Linked DNA regions of Mus musculus: regions 2 and 3 are each linked to region 1. A link is a loop called in an ENCODE intact Hi-C map of the cell type or tissue named here. Cell type or tissue: left cerebral cortex. All regions are shown on one strand.

Region 1 (2,500 bases):
CTGAGATGCTCACGGCTACAGACATCCAGAAGCCGAGCCAGGTGGTTCTGACTCCACACAAATCCCTCTGCCTCAGTGGAGCTCCGAGAAGGGTCTGTGCTTCCGGTGTTTCCGGGACAGGCAAGGATGTGACTGCAGGGCACCCTGGGAAGCCTTGGTTTACATTCCCAGCCTCTCAACCTACACCATCTCCTCAGTGAACCCCACTGAGCCTCTTAAGTACCCCCCAACACACACACACACACACACACACACACACACACACACACACACACAGACACAGACATACACACACACACAGACACACACACACAGACACACAGACACACACACACACAGACACAGACACACACAGACACAGACACACACACACAGACACACACACACAGACACACACACACACACAGACACACAGACACACAGACACAGACATACACACGCACAGACACACACACACACACACAGACACACACAGACACAGACACAGACACAGACACACACACAGACACACACACACAGACACACACACACACACAGACAGACAGACACACACACACACACACACACACACACACAGACACACACACACACACACACACACACACACACACACACACACACACACACCACACACCATCTTCACTCTCCAGGTTCATCTTCTGACTGGTCTCAGTCCCAGGAGAGATCCCAAAGGGTGGGGACAGCTTCCCAAGGGACAAGCAGCTGGCAGTGGCCAAAGATCTTGCAATGCCTTTCCTCTCCTCTCTGCTCTCACCCTTCCACAGCTTTGCCATAGACTCCCCAATTCCTGGCTCTGGCTTTTCCTCATTATTAAGCAGAGATGACTTCCTACTATCTAATTAGTGTCTCGATTCTCATCCCTTCTCCTTCCTCTCCCTTCCCCTCCCCTCCCTATTTCCTTTCTTCCCTTCCCTCTTTCTCACTTTTTCCTCTGCTCCTGTTGGGCCTCCCCCCGTCCCCCCCCTCCCCACCCTTTAACACGACCAGGACCACTCTGCTGTCAAAGTCTCTGTACCCTTTTGTGACCTCCTCACAGGACACTCATCTCCCATCAGGGGGAAGCCTGGGATAAGGAAGTGGGCCTCCGTAGCCCCACATCTCCAGTTTCTCTTGGAGCTGCCCTGGGGGGGGGGGACTGACTTCTGTTTGGCTCCTCCAGTCCCTGCCATGGCCCAGTGCTGCCCACACGCGGTGGGCGAATCTGCCTATTCTGAGTCCAACATAAGGCAACCCACTTCCCTGCACAGAGAGCCATTCTGCCCACCGGCAGCTTTGTCTTAATGTAGGTGATGCTCGGGGCTCCATCTGCCTTCCTCTTGGGCTTGCTTCTCAGCTGGTTCAAAATGTGCCTGTGATGGTGGGTTATGCTTCATGGACTCTTCTCGGTTACAGCCCCGGAGGAAGATCTCACACCCAAGGGCCTTCCTCATTTTAAGCTGAGATTCAACTAAACTGCTCTCACTTACGAACAACAGAAGGCCCATCTAAAAGTGGCATGAACAATGAGGGGCTGTTATCTCAAGCAGTAAGAAGTCTGTGGGCGGATTTGTTCTCCAGCCTCCTCCTCATCTTGGGCTCCTTCCCAGGCTAGATTCACAGTCCAGCCCCAGGTCACCTGTGCTATATAGCCTTACATACTCCGTAGGTAGAAGGGACAGAAGCTAGATCACTGGGTTCCAATGTCTGTTCTGTTAGCTCCCATCTGGGTGGGCCTTGGCCAAGTGCACTAAGCTTTCTGACTCTTGGTCTTTTCTTCTGAGACGATTCCGAGAAAACTCTCCTCCTGAGAATGCAGCGGGTCTGAAGTGAAGACATAGTGGCTGGCACAGTCCTGCACAGCAGCACTCTGCACCTTGGGGTTCATGGCCTACATTTTCCTCCTACAGCCTCCTCGGTTAGGGAGAGAAGCTCCAGGTGCCAGCATTAGTACTTAGGAGTACACAGTTCATGGTGTAGCTTTGTGAGGGAGTTGTTCTAAGCCAGTGGGAAGGAGGCCTCTTAGCCGGGTCACATTTTCCTCTCACCTCCTTCCGTTCTTTTTCCCTCTGAGATGGGATTTTGCTATCCAGCCCCACTGGGCCCTAAACCTTGGGATTTTCCTTCCTCGGCCTCCCTCGGCATTACACGTGTATGCCACCACACCCGGCAATGGGTCCTTGGTCCCCATGGGAATTTCATTCCTTCCCTTTGTGACTTGTGGCTAAAATGACTGTTCTGTTCCTAGGTACATGGCATCCCTCCTGCCTTGGGGCCATCTGACAGTGCAGACCCACAGAGTCCCTGCCTGGGCTTGCCAGGGTGGCCACGAAGACAGTGACTGGTGGATCTGCTCCTGATTCAAGCACCTCTGTGCTCTTAATGTCTCTTTTCCTTAAGGACACCTGTCATGTTGGACTAGGGACCCACCAATCCCAGTAGGACCCCAGTTCTACTAATCACACCTGCAAGGACATTTGCTAATCCAGGTCACACTCTGAGG
Region 2 (2,500 bases), 63 kb before region 1:
TTCACGTTCCAGACCTTTCTGCCATTCCCGGAACACTCCTCTTCCTTCTGCACTTGAAGCTTTGCTTCCAGACCTGCCAGACCACGGAAATAATAGAGGCCTCTCCCCAACCCCCTCGCCCGCCCTTCTATCCTGGAATCAACCCCGGTTCTCTCTCTTCACTCACTTGGTGGCTTGTGGTTTCCCACATTGTAATCTCTGGTTTGGGGTAGCATAGCGAGTGGTTTCGATCCTCTCTCTCTCCCTCTCTCCCCCTCCATCCCCCGGGGTTGGTTCCTTTACAGAGTTTAATTTTGTAAGCCAGGCTGGGGACTATGGGGTGGCGGCAGTGGGTGGTAGTAACTGATAAACAATTTTAAAAGACCAATGCACGTGTACATGTCCCGGTATATGCCAGCAGATGGTTCGTAGGAGGGTGTATTTTGCTGCTTGCGCTGTAGGTTTAGATTTGGGCTGTGAAGTACCATGGTCTGACCCTATGGTGGCTTGTGGGCACCATTGGAAAACCACGGGAATCTTGATTTCATTTGTATCCAATGTCCCTTCCTTCCTGTTCGTGTGGTGATAATCCTAAGGAATGGGCACCTGCCCTTCTGGAGGGCAACATCTTGAAAATAGTGGCCCGTGTTTTGTTTCCTGCTTCCTAGCAGGCGTCTGCCTCCTAGCTATTGTGTTTAAGTAAACAGGCTACTTGTCTCTTCTGCTGGCAGCGTGATGGATGCCTACGCCTAGACGTTGTCAAATCACTTTGTAGTTGAGTGTCTGCCAGGCCCTAGAGGTGATGAAATAAATGAGCCATGCAGGGATTGTGCTGTCGCAGGAGCCTAGACAGAGGGCAAAGGTAGAGTTTGGGACCCAGGGTGTGTGTGTGTGTATCTCTGAAGGCGCCATGGCTGCCGTTCTCCAAACACCTGTTTCCTGTAGCATCCTGCCCTCCTTCTGGGTGGGGGTGGGAGCTGGTGTTCCCTCTGTGTAACAGATGGTCTCTGTGCTGGGTAGGAGGCGGTGGGTTATAAAAGCAGGTTGGGTGTAACGGCTTTACCTGAAGGAGGTGTTAGTCTCGAAATAGCCTTGAGTGGGCTTATGAGAATTAGTCATAATTGAGGTTTTTCTCTTGAGATAGCTTGCAAGTCATGTTATCTTATGACCAGGGTGTCTTGAATATGACACCCCCTGAACACGGCTAATTATACAGAGTACCAAAAGGTATAGCAACGACACGCACACACTCAAGTTTGACTGTTAAAAATAACCCCGCAGAGTGCCTGGGAGAACGCATGACTTTTCTCATCGAAGTTGTTAGGGAGAGGTTTCTAAGTTACCAAACTTCCTGACAGCCAAACCTTCCCCAGGCATGTGTGGGTGTTGGAAGCCAAGCCTGTGATAATTCTGTGGAAGCTGTGGCAAATTAATAGCCATTCCCAAGTGAGAAGGATGGAAGCTCAGCTAGAGGCTTATCCTCGCCTCAGCTGGACAGCTATGGCTTTCTCCTGCCACTCCGAACGAGAAACTCATAGGGAAAAAAAACTTTATGGTTGATCAGAAAATAAATGAGCAAGGGAAGGGGCAGGCATTTCTGGCGTCAAAACTTTTCGCTCAGGAAGAAGTTTCTGAACTACCTGCCTCCAGATTGGGCATGGAGAACAGAGGGGGAGAATGGAGGAAGGTTTGGCTGTGTAGAGCAGGGATAGCCACAGAGCCTTTTCACCCGTTAACCGGGTGTGTGTGTGGGGTGTGTGTGTGGGAGAGAGGGGGGGGAAGGGTGAGAGGGAGGGAAGGAGGGAGGGAGGGAGGGAGGTGACGGCTCAGTGGGGATAGCATTTGCCCAAGGTCCAGAATTTGGATTCCCACAATCCATGAAAGTGCTGGGTGAGTGTGCCAGCTCACCTATAACTCCAGCCCCAGAAGGCAGAGACAGGATCCCCAGTCTAGCAAGACTAGCCATATGGATGAGCTCTGGGTTTGATTGAGAGGTCCTGCCTCAGTGAATAAGGCATAAGAGCCATGGAGGCTGATTTCTACTCACATCAAACCTTGGCCTCTATCTGTGCATGTGTACCTGCCTACACATGTACCCCCAAACATGCAAAACACACAGACACACAGGACACATGGATAAAGAGGATTAAAACGTGAAAACGGAAGGGAACCTGGTCAGAGATTTTGAACAGCAGGCTCCCCTGGATTCGTAGAAATAGTATGTTTTGGTTCCCTGTGGCCTGGTTCCTGGTGGTCTAGTACAGGAGAGAACACACAGAGCATCTGGGGGCAGGGGTCACACCTAAGCCCACGAACCTGGACTAGTGCTCCTGAGGGCTGCTTGATGGAGGAGCTTGGGGGAAGTCAACTCTTAGGTGAGTGACAGTGCGTAGGTGGAAGGGACGGATCAACCCAAGAAATGTTTTGTTGTCTTGAGGCAACTGCATGGGAGGGGGCGGGGACGGGGGAGCTCTGAAGTCAGCCTCCTGACCGTTCTGTGCAGTGGACAGGGCACATTTGG
Region 3 (2,500 bases), 81 kb after region 1:
AGCCCCAATGACTCCCCCACAGTCAGCGGGGGGCCAGGCTAGGTGTTTGGCCCCACAGACGCCTCCGGAGGGTTGGTTAGCATAGAATAAAGTGAGCACATCCTTTCCCGGGGCACCTGACACTGGCTAAGAGAGGCCAGCATTAATCAAACAATTACACAGCTAATTAAATAAGTCCTGTTCAGAAACGCTTGAATTCCAAGCCCTGTATAGCAGGGATGGGTCGTGAGCTAATTTAGTTCAGGAACTGGGGCAGCCTTTCCCAGAACGTGACTAGTGAAATCTCAATAGGACACACTTGGAGAACAGAGATAAGTGGCAATAAGTACGGGATTCCTTTGTTCTAAGTTTATGCTTAATTTGCATACTATGTGGTTCATATTTTATTTGTACTTGGGGGGTAACGCATGATCTTCTTTTCTTCCATGAATACTCCTCCCCCTTTTATTGCCCTGATTCCCTGAACAGCCCTCAGAAGGCAGCAAGCCATCAAGAGGGCTCACTGTTTGGTAGAAAGGGCGTGAACTTACAGGTCAGGTCATCCTGAGCCCTAATCTCAGGTTCTGACTAACTTGCTGTGTGACCAAGCATTGAGTCCTTCTCTCTAATGTTCAATCTGAAAGGGAGGAAGGAGAGAGAGAGAGAGAGAGAGAGAGAGAGAGAGAGAGAGAGAGAGAGAGAGGAGAGAGAGAGAGACTGTCTGACTGTGTGTCTGTGTGTGTATGTCTCTGTGTGTGTCTGTGTGCATACATTGTGTGTGTGTGTTTTGGGTGGGTTGTGCCAGTTGTGGAGGTGGGGGTAGATAGGTGTACAGAGAAGCCGGAGGAAGATTCAGGGTGTGTCCCTCTCATTCTCTAACTTGCTCCCTTGGGAGAAGAGTCTCTCACGGAGCCTGAAGCCTGGGGCTTTTTGGCGAGGCTGGCTGGCCGGCAAGCACCCTGGGTCCTCCTGTCTCTCAGCTCCCTGCATCTCCAGCCCTGGATTCCAGGTGGCCACAGCCATGCTCAGCTCCTTCTCTGCTGGGGACACAACTCAGCGCTTTCTTAGCAAGTGCTCTTGCCCACGAAGCCATCTCCCAGATCACGGCTTTCCAATCTTCTCAGCCATGTGGAAGGTCCCATGAGTCAGGGAACCCATGAAGCCCTGTCACAAGGTTCCCGCCAGTCACCTGCAAGATTCAAATACACAGTATAGACAACATAGGACGCCGTTTAAATAAACATGCTATTTAAAGGAATTAGCTATCTTTTACTCTAAGATAATGACTTAAGTTTTTATGTTAACACACCCTTTATCTTGTGAAATGGTGTTTTTTGTTTTGGTGGTGGTGATGGTGGTGTTTTGTTTTGTTTTTTTGTCTTTAATTAGCCCATTGGCAGGCCACCAATTTCAAGACCTACTTGACCCCAAAGATGGACTGCTAATCCAGCTCTCCTTTCAGCTTCCAGGGTCTCCACGCCAAGCAAGACTTTCTGATCCCAGACCGTGACCCTTGCTCTTCCTCCCACAGGGTCCAATCGCCGATACCAGGTGAACGCCGTGCACACCAGCAAGGCCTGCAGCGTGATCAGCAAATACACGGCCTTTGTGCCTGTGGACATAAACAAGAGGCAGTACCTGCCCACGGTCGTCAAGTACCCCAACTCTGGTAAGGCGCATGCGTGAGTGTAGGGAGAGGCACACTCCAGCCCGCGGGCTTGGGGAGGAGCTGAGATACAGGAAAGAGCAGGCTCCCAACGGGCGGGCGGCTCAGCCACAGAGGAAGAGGGGAGCAAGATGCCTTCAGTGTATTTTGTTCTCCCCCGGAGAGACGATAAACGATCCAGTTCTTTGTAAAGAGCCCCAAAATGTCTAGAATGATGCAACCTAAGACAGATGCGTCAGAGTGACAGTCACCCAGGAGGAGAGCTTGTACCTCCCTGCTGTGCCCATCCTGACTTCTCTTGGATGGGTTGTCTACAAGGAGGGGAATCATGTGACACGTGCAGTTACCTCAGCTGGAACACACCGATACATACTATGGTTTTCAAATTAAAGCTGTGAAAAATAGTCTATTCCTGAAGAAATACTTAAACGCTCTTTTTGATCACATACTGTATTCCACTGCAGGGATATCCCATCATCCACCAGGCCCAGCCTGGTGGCACAGGCCTGTCACCCTGGCTACTCAGACGATGGAGGTACATGGGTCGCCGGTCCAAGGCTACTTGAGCTACATCCTCCGTTTTCAAGGCTAGCCTGGGCAACTTAGCAAGGCCTTGTCTCAAAAATAAAAGTTAATAGGAGAGTCAGGGATATAACAGTGGAGTGCTTGCCTGGCGTGTGGGAAGCCTGGGGTCAGTCCCTAGAACTGGCTTTGCCTCTTATGTTTTATGCTTGGTCCACAAAGCATATGTTAGATCATCCAACCCTCGAAACAGTTCTGCCAAGTAACTTCGTTACTGCCCCATTTTACAGATGGGAAACAGAGGCAGAGGATGTTTCATGATGAGGCTTGAGG

The links. A loop is a pair of places that touch in the nucleus more often than their neighbours do. Peaks named below come from ENCODE experiments on the same cell type or tissue, not always from the same donor. Only the 100,000 strongest peaks of a DNase experiment are listed, where the experiment ranks them.
Region 2: it touches region 1 in a loop (6-fold over the local background); 2 of 42 quality-filtered maps call a loop at or near these places.
Region 3: it touches region 1 in a loop (2.3-fold over the local background); 3 of 42 quality-filtered maps call a loop at or near these places.

Annotation. Positions count from the first base shown.
Region 1 is chr4:138,659,133-138,661,632 of GRCm38, reverse strand. No RefSeq gene overlaps it. Among named protein-coding and RNA genes, the nearest start is that of Gm32662, 15 kb to the right of the region's middle. In left cerebral cortex, no CTCF peak of the experiment used is centred here; a DNase peak (open chromatin) is centred at 1,398; H3K27ac peaks cover 2,052 bases.
Region 2 is chr4:138,722,436-138,724,935 of GRCm38, reverse strand. All of the region lies in intron 1 of Ubxn10 (UBX domain protein 10), which reads left to right. Among named protein-coding and RNA genes, the nearest start is that of Ubxn10, 1.6 kb to the left of the region's middle. In left cerebral cortex, no CTCF peak of the experiment used is centred here; DNase peaks (open chromatin) are centred at 715, 1,066, 1,255, 1,949 and 1 more place; H3K27ac peaks cover 2,244 bases.
Region 3 is chr4:138,577,776-138,580,275 of GRCm38, reverse strand. It overlaps Vwa5b1 (von Willebrand factor A domain containing 5B1), which reads left to right. Exons shown (of 22, transcript NM_029401.1): 17 at 1,511-1,648. Among named protein-coding and RNA genes, the nearest start is that of Vwa5b1, 45 kb to the left of the region's middle. In left cerebral cortex, no CTCF peak of the experiment used is centred here; DNase peaks (open chromatin) are centred at 255 and 1,012; H3K27ac peaks cover 520 bases.